Linked DNA regions of Homo sapiens: region 2 is linked to region 1. The links are chromatin contacts, found by Hi-C or POLR2A ChIA-PET in ENCODE. All regions are on one chromosome and are shown on one strand. Each heading gives the region's core, a stretch centred on a gene start or an enhancer-like site at or near the end of the contact. The rest is flanking DNA. Distances are from core to core; before and after follow the strand shown. Region 1 holds the start of PDCD6-DT (PDCD6 divergent transcript). Region 2 holds the start of SLC12A7 (solute carrier family 12 member 7).

Evidence for each region. A loop is a pair of places that touch in the nucleus more often than their neighbours do. ChIA-PET counts read pairs that join two places held with the same protein, here RNA polymerase II (POLR2A). Pooled maps may share reads with other maps.
Region 2: a pooled map shows a loop between it and region 1 (10-fold over the local background). The contact joins the promoter of SLC12A7 here to the promoter of PDCD6-DT in region 1. A Hi-C loop is called at or near these places in 1 of 37 single-sample maps with no recorded cell type and 6 of 50 pooled maps. POLR2A ChIA-PET finds 5 or more read pairs at or near these places in 2 of 52 experiments (B cell and Caco-2).

Annotation. Positions count from the first base shown.
Region 1 is chr5:270,274-274,594 of GRCh38, reverse strand. PDCD6-DT (PDCD6 divergent transcript) reads left to right here and starts at 3,071. Exons shown (of 2, transcript NR_104613.1): 1 at 3,071-3,250. It overlaps PDCD6 (programmed cell death 6), which reads right to left and starts at 2,949. Exons shown (of 6, transcript NM_013232.4): 1 at 2,774-2,949; 2 at 1,823-1,884. The coding sequence starts at 2,874. PDCD6-AHRR (PDCD6-AHRR readthrough (NMD candidate)) reads right to left here and starts at 2,949. Exons shown (of 13, transcript NR_165163.2): 1 at 2,774-2,949; 2 at 1,823-1,884. RefSeq lists a silencer at 2,657-2,866 and enhancers at 3,157-3,246, 3,908-4,321.
Region 2 is chr5:1,110,504-1,114,824 of GRCh38, reverse strand. SLC12A7 (solute carrier family 12 member 7) reads left to right here and starts at 2,762. Exons shown (of 24, transcript NM_006598.3): 1 at 2,762-2,957. The coding sequence starts at 2,834.

The DNA.
Region 1 (4,321 bases), core at 1,822-4,321:
GCCAAGAATAGTACCAGTGTATTAGCTACTACTAATACTCACAGCTGACAATTACTGAGCACTTGCTCCGTGCCAGGAATCACGGAAACACCTCGCATGCATTTCCTCAATACTCCCTCCCAGTAACGGCGAGGACACAAAACTGGTAGAGCCAGGACTGGAATCCAGGCAGGCCCCAAAGCACTCCAGTGGAGCCTGCCAAGGTGGGCAGGCTACCATACTAATGCGGTCCAGTATTTGACCACCACTCCTATTTGAGCAAGTTTAACAGAAAACCTAAAACTAAACCTAAAATCTAAAAATTAGAGCAAATGCATAAAAAGCAGGCTGTTAAAATGGATCATAAATCTTGCATCACTCATTGGAAAACCACTCAAAATAAATGTCTCTGAAACATGGCCTCTGAGGAGGGCACTCCGTGTGGCTTGTATCACCCTGGTGACAAACCACTTGAACCTGGATGGTCATCTGACCATATTTAACAGGTGATGCACAGAGCCATTTGCATCCACTGTGGTCAACATTTAGGAAGTTTTAAGCTGAGATTTGCCAAATTGTAGCCTACTGGATTCCGGGTTCTCTTGACATCTCTTTCTAGTAGCCACGTCTTGCACTTCCCGAGTAAAAACGAACTGAGATGCAAATAAAAAAAAAAAAAACGAGGATTTAAGAATAATGAAAAGAGAAAAACCAAGAAAGCACAATCACTAGTGTAGAGATAACAGCATTTCTGAATTCCCTGAAAACAATCTATAGAAATGCATGTGAAATAATACACCAGCATCTGTGGCCCACACGCCACATATTAGGAACTGATGTCGTAATATAAGGTAAAAATGTTACTCTGAAAACACAAATCCTCACAAATCATTAGGCAGTAAGGCTGAATCCAGCACCCCCCCACCCACAGCGCAGTGAGGCAGTGTCTAGCAGCCGTAGTGCTCCCCGCGCCCCAGTTCAGTCTCTGGCAACTTCAGATACTTCCCACTAATAACAAGAAGCCTTTCAACATTTTCACAACATCTCAAAACTGACCCCTTTTCTAGCTTAAATGGCACGGATCTGGAAAAGCAAACTATACACAGAATCAGAAAAGATGACTGCCCCTGAGGGATTACAGAAAAAGTGGCAGTCAGGTTTCAATGAAGTAAAATGTGTCCAATGATAGCGGAGGGGAGGGGGATCAACTGAGCTGAAACTGGCAAGAACGTAATTCCAGGGAGCTCACAACACGCAAGGACCCGGATTTCCCGCTGCCTGAACGCCCAGTATTCGCACACTGATAAGAACACCTCCCCATAATCCCCTGGCCAGCGCCTCCAACACCCCCAATCCTTTCCCCAGGAACCCAGTCCCAGTTTCTGCAGTTCCTGTAACAGCCACATTCCCATACAAGGGCTGCCTGAGCTCCCCAAGCCCTCCAACAATCACCCCCCAGTGCCCTCGAAGGTCTATTCAGAGAAGTCACCAAGATGCAGTCACCCAGGAAATTCAAGGACCTCCAACTTACCAAAAGGCTTTCGGCTGTACAGAGCTAAGCTTCCTATTCCCCTCCTAAACCTACAATCTAGTTTTCATTTCTCAAGAAGCCTTTCCCTGTGCTCACGCACGCAGTTGTTAGCTGGCTCGGTGAGGCACTCCAAGCAGTAACAGCGGTAGCCACAAAATAAACCAGAAGCATCTCCACTACGAAGCAGTAATAACAATTTGTCCTAATGATTCCTTTGTCCTTGGAAAAACAACTTCAGAAAGTTATCCACTGTGAACAGGGCAGGCTCGCGGCTTCTTGGTCCGGAGACCCAGTTCCCACTGGCCCACTCACCGTTGGAGAGAGCTTGCTGAAGCTCGGTGTCTGATATCACTCCACTCCTGTCTTTATCGACCCTATAACATCAAGAAGACCAAATAAGCTGGCGATCGAAAGTTCAGGAAAAGCAAAACAAACGTCTTCTGTCAACCCTGCACCGACTCTGGAAGGCTCCCTCCTGGAACCTCCGCCTCTCCCGTCCCGCTGAGGAGTACAGCGGAATCAAGGAAGTGCCCCAGGAGCCGACGTCCAGTGTGGTCTTCCCCTAAGAGGACAATCATCTTCACCTCAATCCTTCCCTTCCTTCCTCTCCTGGCCTGTCTGAATTCCCATTTGCACCCGTTTCCCTTTTTCACAGACAAGACAAGATTCCCTCAGATAACTAAGCCATTCCCTGGCCATCAGTCACTACAGTTTCGGACATTCGGTGGAAAAGCGACCAGGGACAGAAGGCGCCGCCATAAAGGTCACCTGGCCCGAGCAGACGCCAGGTCGCTGCTTCTTCCTTGGCTGCTGACATTTTAACAGCGCCCAGGCAGTCTGTTTCCGCTTTCCCCAAACAAGCACCCTGGAGACCCTCCACCTGGCGGCTCTTGAGGCGAGAAAAAGGGCCTAGCCCAGGAGCCGGTGGCCGCGACCTCGGGTCTGCAGTGGCGCACTCTGCATCTTGGGAAGGGCCCGACGCACAGGACAGGGACCGGGCAGGAGGCAGGGGCGGCCCCAGGAGACCGGGCAGCGGACGGGGGAGACCGCGGGGGACCCGCCAGGGGACGGGGGCGGCCGCGTCGGCTGGGGCAGGGGTCGGGGGCGGCGGCAGGGGACGGGAGGGGGCCGCGGGGGACCCGACAGGGGACGGAGGAGGCCGCAGTAGAACCGGCAGGGAACGGGGTTGGTCGGGGGAGTCGGGACAGGGGTCGGGGCCGCCGCGGCGGAGGCGGGAGGTGCCCGGGCGGTGCCAGGCCGCACCTCTGGAAAACGTTCCACAGGAAGCTCTGGTCCGGCAGCGCCGCGCCTGCAGCAGGCCCAGGGCCGGCCCCAGGGCCGGGGCGGTAAGAGTAGGCGGCCATGGGCCAAGGCACGCGGCTGGGCTGAGGCGCCTGCAGCGACGAGAGACCTCTCAGGCCGACTCCGCTTCCGCCTCTGCCGGGGGCAGGGCCTGGCATTATCACCACTTCCGGGGGCGCAGGAAATGCGTGGTCTCCGGGATGGTCACGGGGTCCCGCGCAGCCAATCCCCTCGCAGCTAAGTTGCCAGGCAACGCCCTGGCGCCTGCGGGGAGGGCGGGGTCTGGGCGCCTGGAGGAAGCCAGAGCTTTGGCGCAGGCCGCCTGCGCGCTGTGCCAGGAAAGCGCTTGGAGAAAATGTCCGGCCCCGCGACCTGGGACAGGAAGTGATGGAGCACGGACTTAGTTTGCCTTTCAGTTCTTGTATAAATAGTTTTGAGGTGAATGTGATTTGCTAACAGTCGGAAACTCTGGGCGGGGCGCGGTAGCTCACACCTGTGATCCCTGCCCTTTGGGAGGCGGAGGCGGGCGGAGCTCTTGAGCCCAGCAGTTCGGACCAGCCTGGGCAGCATGGATAGACCCCATCCCTACAAAAATTACAAAAAGTAGTCGGGCGTGGTGGGCTCCTGTGGTCCCATCTACTCCGTGGGCTGAGGCGGGAGGATTGCCTGAGCCCGGGAGGTCAAGGCCGCAGGGAGCCGAGCTCACTGCACTACAGGGGTGGACAGCGAGACTCTGCCAAAAAAAAAAAAAAAAAAAAGAAAGCAAAAGCAGGCCGGGCGCGGTGGCTCACGCCTGTAATCCCAGCACTTTGGGAGGCCAAGGCCAGTGGATTACCTGAAGTCGGGAGTTCGAGACCAGCCTTGGCCAATTGGGAGACACCCCGTATCTACTAAAAATACAAAACTAACCGGGCGTGATGGTGCACACCTGTAATCCCAGCTACTCGGGAGGCTGAGGCAGGAGAATTGCTTGAAACCGGGAGGAGGAGGTTGCAGTGATCCGAGATCGGGCCATTGCACTCCAGGCCTGGGCAACAAGTGCAAAACTCTGTCTCAAAAAAAAAAAAAAAAAAAAGTCAAAACACAATTCGGGTGGGAAAGGCAGTGTGCAGCATTCTCGGTTGTCTGTTCCGCCCCCAAAAGCTTCCCTCCTTTAGGTTTAACCTGCGCCCCCGTGCTCTGCATCAGCGCGGCCCCTGACCCCGTGCAGCTGGAAACACTGCTGGGCCCCTTCACACCCCTGCCTGCTGGGCCCCTTCACACCCCGGTGGTGGTGCAGCCCTGCCTCCCGCAAGACAGCACTGCCTTCGTGCTGGACACAGTTCTAAGGTGGAGCCTGGAGTGCCTGTAGCACAAATCCCGGAATTGGGAAGTGCCCAGCTTTGGGCCACTGTGATCCCTGGGTCTTTCCCACGCGCGTAGTCTCGTGCCGCCTTCCACCCCGGTCCTGTGTCCTGTGCCCCGGTTCAGAATACTACAATTATTCTCATTATTTCATGGGGTTATTTC
Region 2 (4,321 bases), core at 1,513-4,012, 840 kb before region 1:
AGCACCAACGACTGCGGACGGAGGAGCTACCACCAGACAGTGCGTGGCTCCCTCTGCGAGCCCCCGGCCTTGCCAGGGGACTGGACCCGGATCCCAGCAGTCCCCTGGCTCCAGGTGCCCACTTCCAGGAGACGCAGAGGCCTGCACCGAAAGATGCAGCTCCAACCCAGGCCTCGGGTACCTCCACGTGTCCGAGGGCCACTTCCTACAACAGGTGCCGGGTACAGAAAAGGACAGAGGGATGGAGGTGGGTAGGAAGAGAGCACTGAAAGTCACACAACGCACATTTAACCCCAGGCTGCCGTGTGGGAGGATATACGTGGACACGGAAACCCACAGAGCGAAGGGAGGGGCCACCAGACCCCTAGGGATGGGCTACTGATGGGATGGGAGGGGCCTGCAGCGGCTTCTGGGCTCCGGCAAGGGTCTCTGTCTTGACCCGCAGGTGCTTACAGGGTGCTGATCCCTGTCGTGACTCACCTGATTAGAATGCAAAAGGCAGCAGACCTCACCCCCCACCCGAGGTCTCCCACAAGTAAGATCTAAGATTTAAACAAGAGAAGCCACCTGCCTTCTGCCTGGCAGGGCTGGGCACCCACCCAGGTGCTTCAGCCATGGCCCCTGGTCCTAGTCAAGATTTTGTAATCACAGAGAAGACCACCCTCGGAGCTGCCACAGGACCCTAAACTCCTGGGCCTCAGTTTCCTCCTCTGTAAAATGAAGCTGATGAGTCCTGAGTCCGGGAGCTGGCCCTGGCCACAGACCCTCCAAACCAGCTCCTCTGAAGGTCCACAGCCAGCACATGGCGGGCAGCCGGCCCTGGGGTCCTGGGGTGTGAAGCAGAGCTTGGATGTGCGACGGGAGCCCTGCACATCTGTTGCTCCTGCTGGCATCACTTGGGAAGGCCTCGTGCCCACCCTGAGCTCTGTCCAACCCTCGGGAATAGCGCTGGGTGGCAACCAGGGTTGAATGTACAGAAGCCCCTGCTGGGGTGACTGAGGAGAGGGTTTACCCAGCACCCTAAGTGTGAACCCTATAATTGACCCCATTGGGCACTTCTGTTCCCACCCCCTGGATCTTTTTAGCAAAGCCAGCCCTCCTCATAAGGATGCCTGGGAACTATTTTATCTTCTGGGGAGGTGATGGTTTCCTACCTTCCAACCCACTGACCCAGGGAGGCAGCTGACCTAGCACCATCCACAGCCCTGAGCTCCCTTTGGTGGGAGGTGGGGTGAGAGTGTGGAGCAGGCACAGCTCCAGACACCCAGGCCAGAGGAACCCCCACCTCTGCAAGGGCTGGTGCTGGATGGGCGACGTTCCAGGAGGGTCCCAGGCCTACAGCTTCTGCCCAGAAGAGTCCATGGGGCAAAGGGGTAGAACCCTAGGCCACCCCAGGGCATGACTGGCTTTACTGGAAATGGCTGGAGAGGTTGGGCTTGCGTTCCTTGAACCCACAGAGCCCGGTGATCCCACAGCCCGGAGGCCATCACTCCCCTCCAGCTGCCTTTTAGGATTAGACAGGCAAGCGGCTAAAACATGGCCAGGCCATACCCATTTTCCACGTGACAAGAGGCTGTGGCCGTGTTTGCCCACACCACCTGTGTTTCTGCTTTGTTGTCGTACAGCAGTTGTGGGTGATTAGGAATAAAGGCTGACTCATTGCACCTGTGTGCCATAGCATTTTAGCCCAATTCCCCATTGACGGACATCTGATTGTTCCGTTTTTCATGAGTCATTTGTTGAGAAATGTGCCAGGTGCTGGCCGGTGGTATCCTGGTGTCTGCCTGGTGGGTTCTGGAACTCCACCTTCCCTGCATCACCCTGTGAGCTTCTGGAACATTTCCCAAGGAGGGAAGGGAGGGTTCTAGGGCAGGGGCCGCGGGGCACTCCTGGGGCAGGTGTGGAGGAGACTGGGGTCTTCGTGGGTGGTATTTGTCATGGGTGGGGGGGGGGACTCCCTCTACTGGGTTAGGTCCCTAAACTGGAGCTGGACCAAGCTCCGGAGTACCCCACCCCCAGGCTATCCAAGGCTCCTTCCACTGGAGTTGCCTTTGCAGCCAGGTTGGGCTAGCCAGGAGCCAGGCTAGGAGCCCAGGGTCTGAGCGGGTGTTGACAGCCTGGAGTGGGTGGGCGGACTGTGTGGGAGGTGGGTGCTGGAGGATGGCAGGGGGGAACAGGAGGGGGAAGAAGGAGGGGTAGGGGGCTGGAGCAGGAAATGGGGGGCAAACAGGAGGGGGTGCGGGAGGGGGCGCAGAAGGAGGAGGGGCCCAGCAGGAGGGGGTGCAGAAAGGGCAGGGGTTCCAGCAGGAGGGGGTTCATAGGGGCAGGGGGGCCCAGCAGGAGGGGGTGCAGGAAGGGTGGGGGGGTGCAGGAGGGGTGAGGGGTTCCAGCAGAAGGGCGTGCAGGAGGGGCAGGGGGCTGGAGCAGGAGTGGGGGGTCGGGGAAGGGGACAAGAGGGGAGGCGGGGAGGGGGCCGGGGAGGGCGGGGAGGGCGGGGAGTTCCAGCAGGAGGGGCAGGGGGCTGGAGCAGGAGGGGGTGCAGGAGACTGAGCGGGGATTCGCGGGCTCTGCGATGGTCGGGAGCGCAGGCAGCGAAAGCCCCGCGTCCCGGGTCGCGGCGGTCAGACAGACGCAGCCTGGGTTGGGGTCCCTGCAGGAAGTCGCCGCGGGCCAACTTTTCGTGGGGCCGCGGGGCAAGCAGGTGAAGTCACGTGGCCCGGGCGGGGCGGGGCGGCTCGGTCGGACCCCGCCCCTGCCTCCAAGTCCCGTGGCGTCGGCGGGAGCGGCGCAGCGCGGGCCGGGCCGGGACGGGGACTGTCGGCTGCAGGCGGCCATGCCCACCAACTTCACCGTGGTGCCCGTGGAGGCTCACGCCGACGGCGGCGGGGACGAGACTGCCGAGCGGACGGAGGCTCCGGGCACCCCCGAGGGCCCCGAGCCCGAGCGCCCCAGCCCGGGTGAGCGCGGCCGCACCTGGCCGGACAAAGGCCGAGCGCCCCGAGCGCGGGTCTGGGCCCGGCATCCGGGAGCGGAGGCGGGCGGCGGGGCCGGGGGTACAGGAGGCGCCCCTTCCCGCGCCCCCACCGCCTGTTCTCGGTCCCCCACGAGGGCCCCCACCCCACGTTAGTGGCAGCGCTAGGGGGCGAGGGGCCCTGCCAGGGCTCCCGGTACGGTCAGCTCGGGTGGGACCGGGGGCAGAGGTGTGGACGCCGCTGCTGGTAGCCATGGAAACGGGGAGGGGCTGGAGCGCGCCTCCGGAGGGAGCCCGGGCCCCTGGGTGGTCCCTAGTGGGACAGGGGTGGCGGTGGAGACCCGGGCGGTTCGGGAGCCGGGGCGTCCTGCGTCCCCCGCGCTCTCCCTTCCCCTGCGCCGCGGCCGTCCGGTAACACTAGCCCGGGCCGGCCCGTCCTGCCCCCGCCTGACCCTGGAGGAGCCGCCCACCCCCCAGAGGCGGAACAGGAAGGACTGCGCCCTGGCTGGGGAGGGGGCAGCCACCGGGGCCTTGCTCAGGCCGCGTCCTCCGTGTTCCCGTCCCCCGTTCCGGGAATCTGGAGGTTTCTAGCACTTTCACTTTCTCTAGGGGGTGGGGACGGGGCTGGGGAGAGAATCCCCCAGCCCTGTTCCCTCCATCCTGGCTCCAAATCCCAGTTACTCCCCGGATCTCAGCCCCCTCTAGAAACCGGAGGCTCTTAGGCCCTTCCATCCGGAGTCTCTGAGAAGGTGTCCGGACTCAGTCCAGCCCCCACCCCGCGTGCTGGCAGTGCCCGCATGTGCCCGGGTCTCATGCAGTGGGTGGCAGCCTCCCTGCTCCCTGGCAGTGGAAGGAAGGTGAGGTCTGTCCAGGGACAAGTCCGGTGCCAGACCCCAGATCCTTCCTAACCCACCATCCCGGGCAGGAAAGGCCAGACATCCCCTCCAGGCAGTTTAGGAACCCGGAGACACGGGTGGGGACCCACCGTGAAGGCAGTGGCCTGGTGGCCTGGGGTGCGTCATCAGGGTCCCCGTGGCGGGCGAAGAGTGGTCTCAGCTTCCTCTGCACAGAGGCCAGCCCAGATCTTGGAAGTGGTCAGGCGGGGCGCCAGGCTCAACACCAGGTGAAGTGCTAACTAAGCAGGGTCCGTGAGTCCAAGCCCCTTCTCTCCAGTCACCACCGTGGAGGCAGGAAGCACCAAGGAGTGTGGGCCCTGGCGTGGTCTTTCTGTGTGAGCTTTGTAGCAACGCCCCCGGAACGCACTCAGAAGGAGCCTCTTCTTGTCTGGCCGGCCCCTTCTCAAGGCTGATCAGGTTCACTTTTGTCTTTAGACTGTAAGTGTCATTTGCT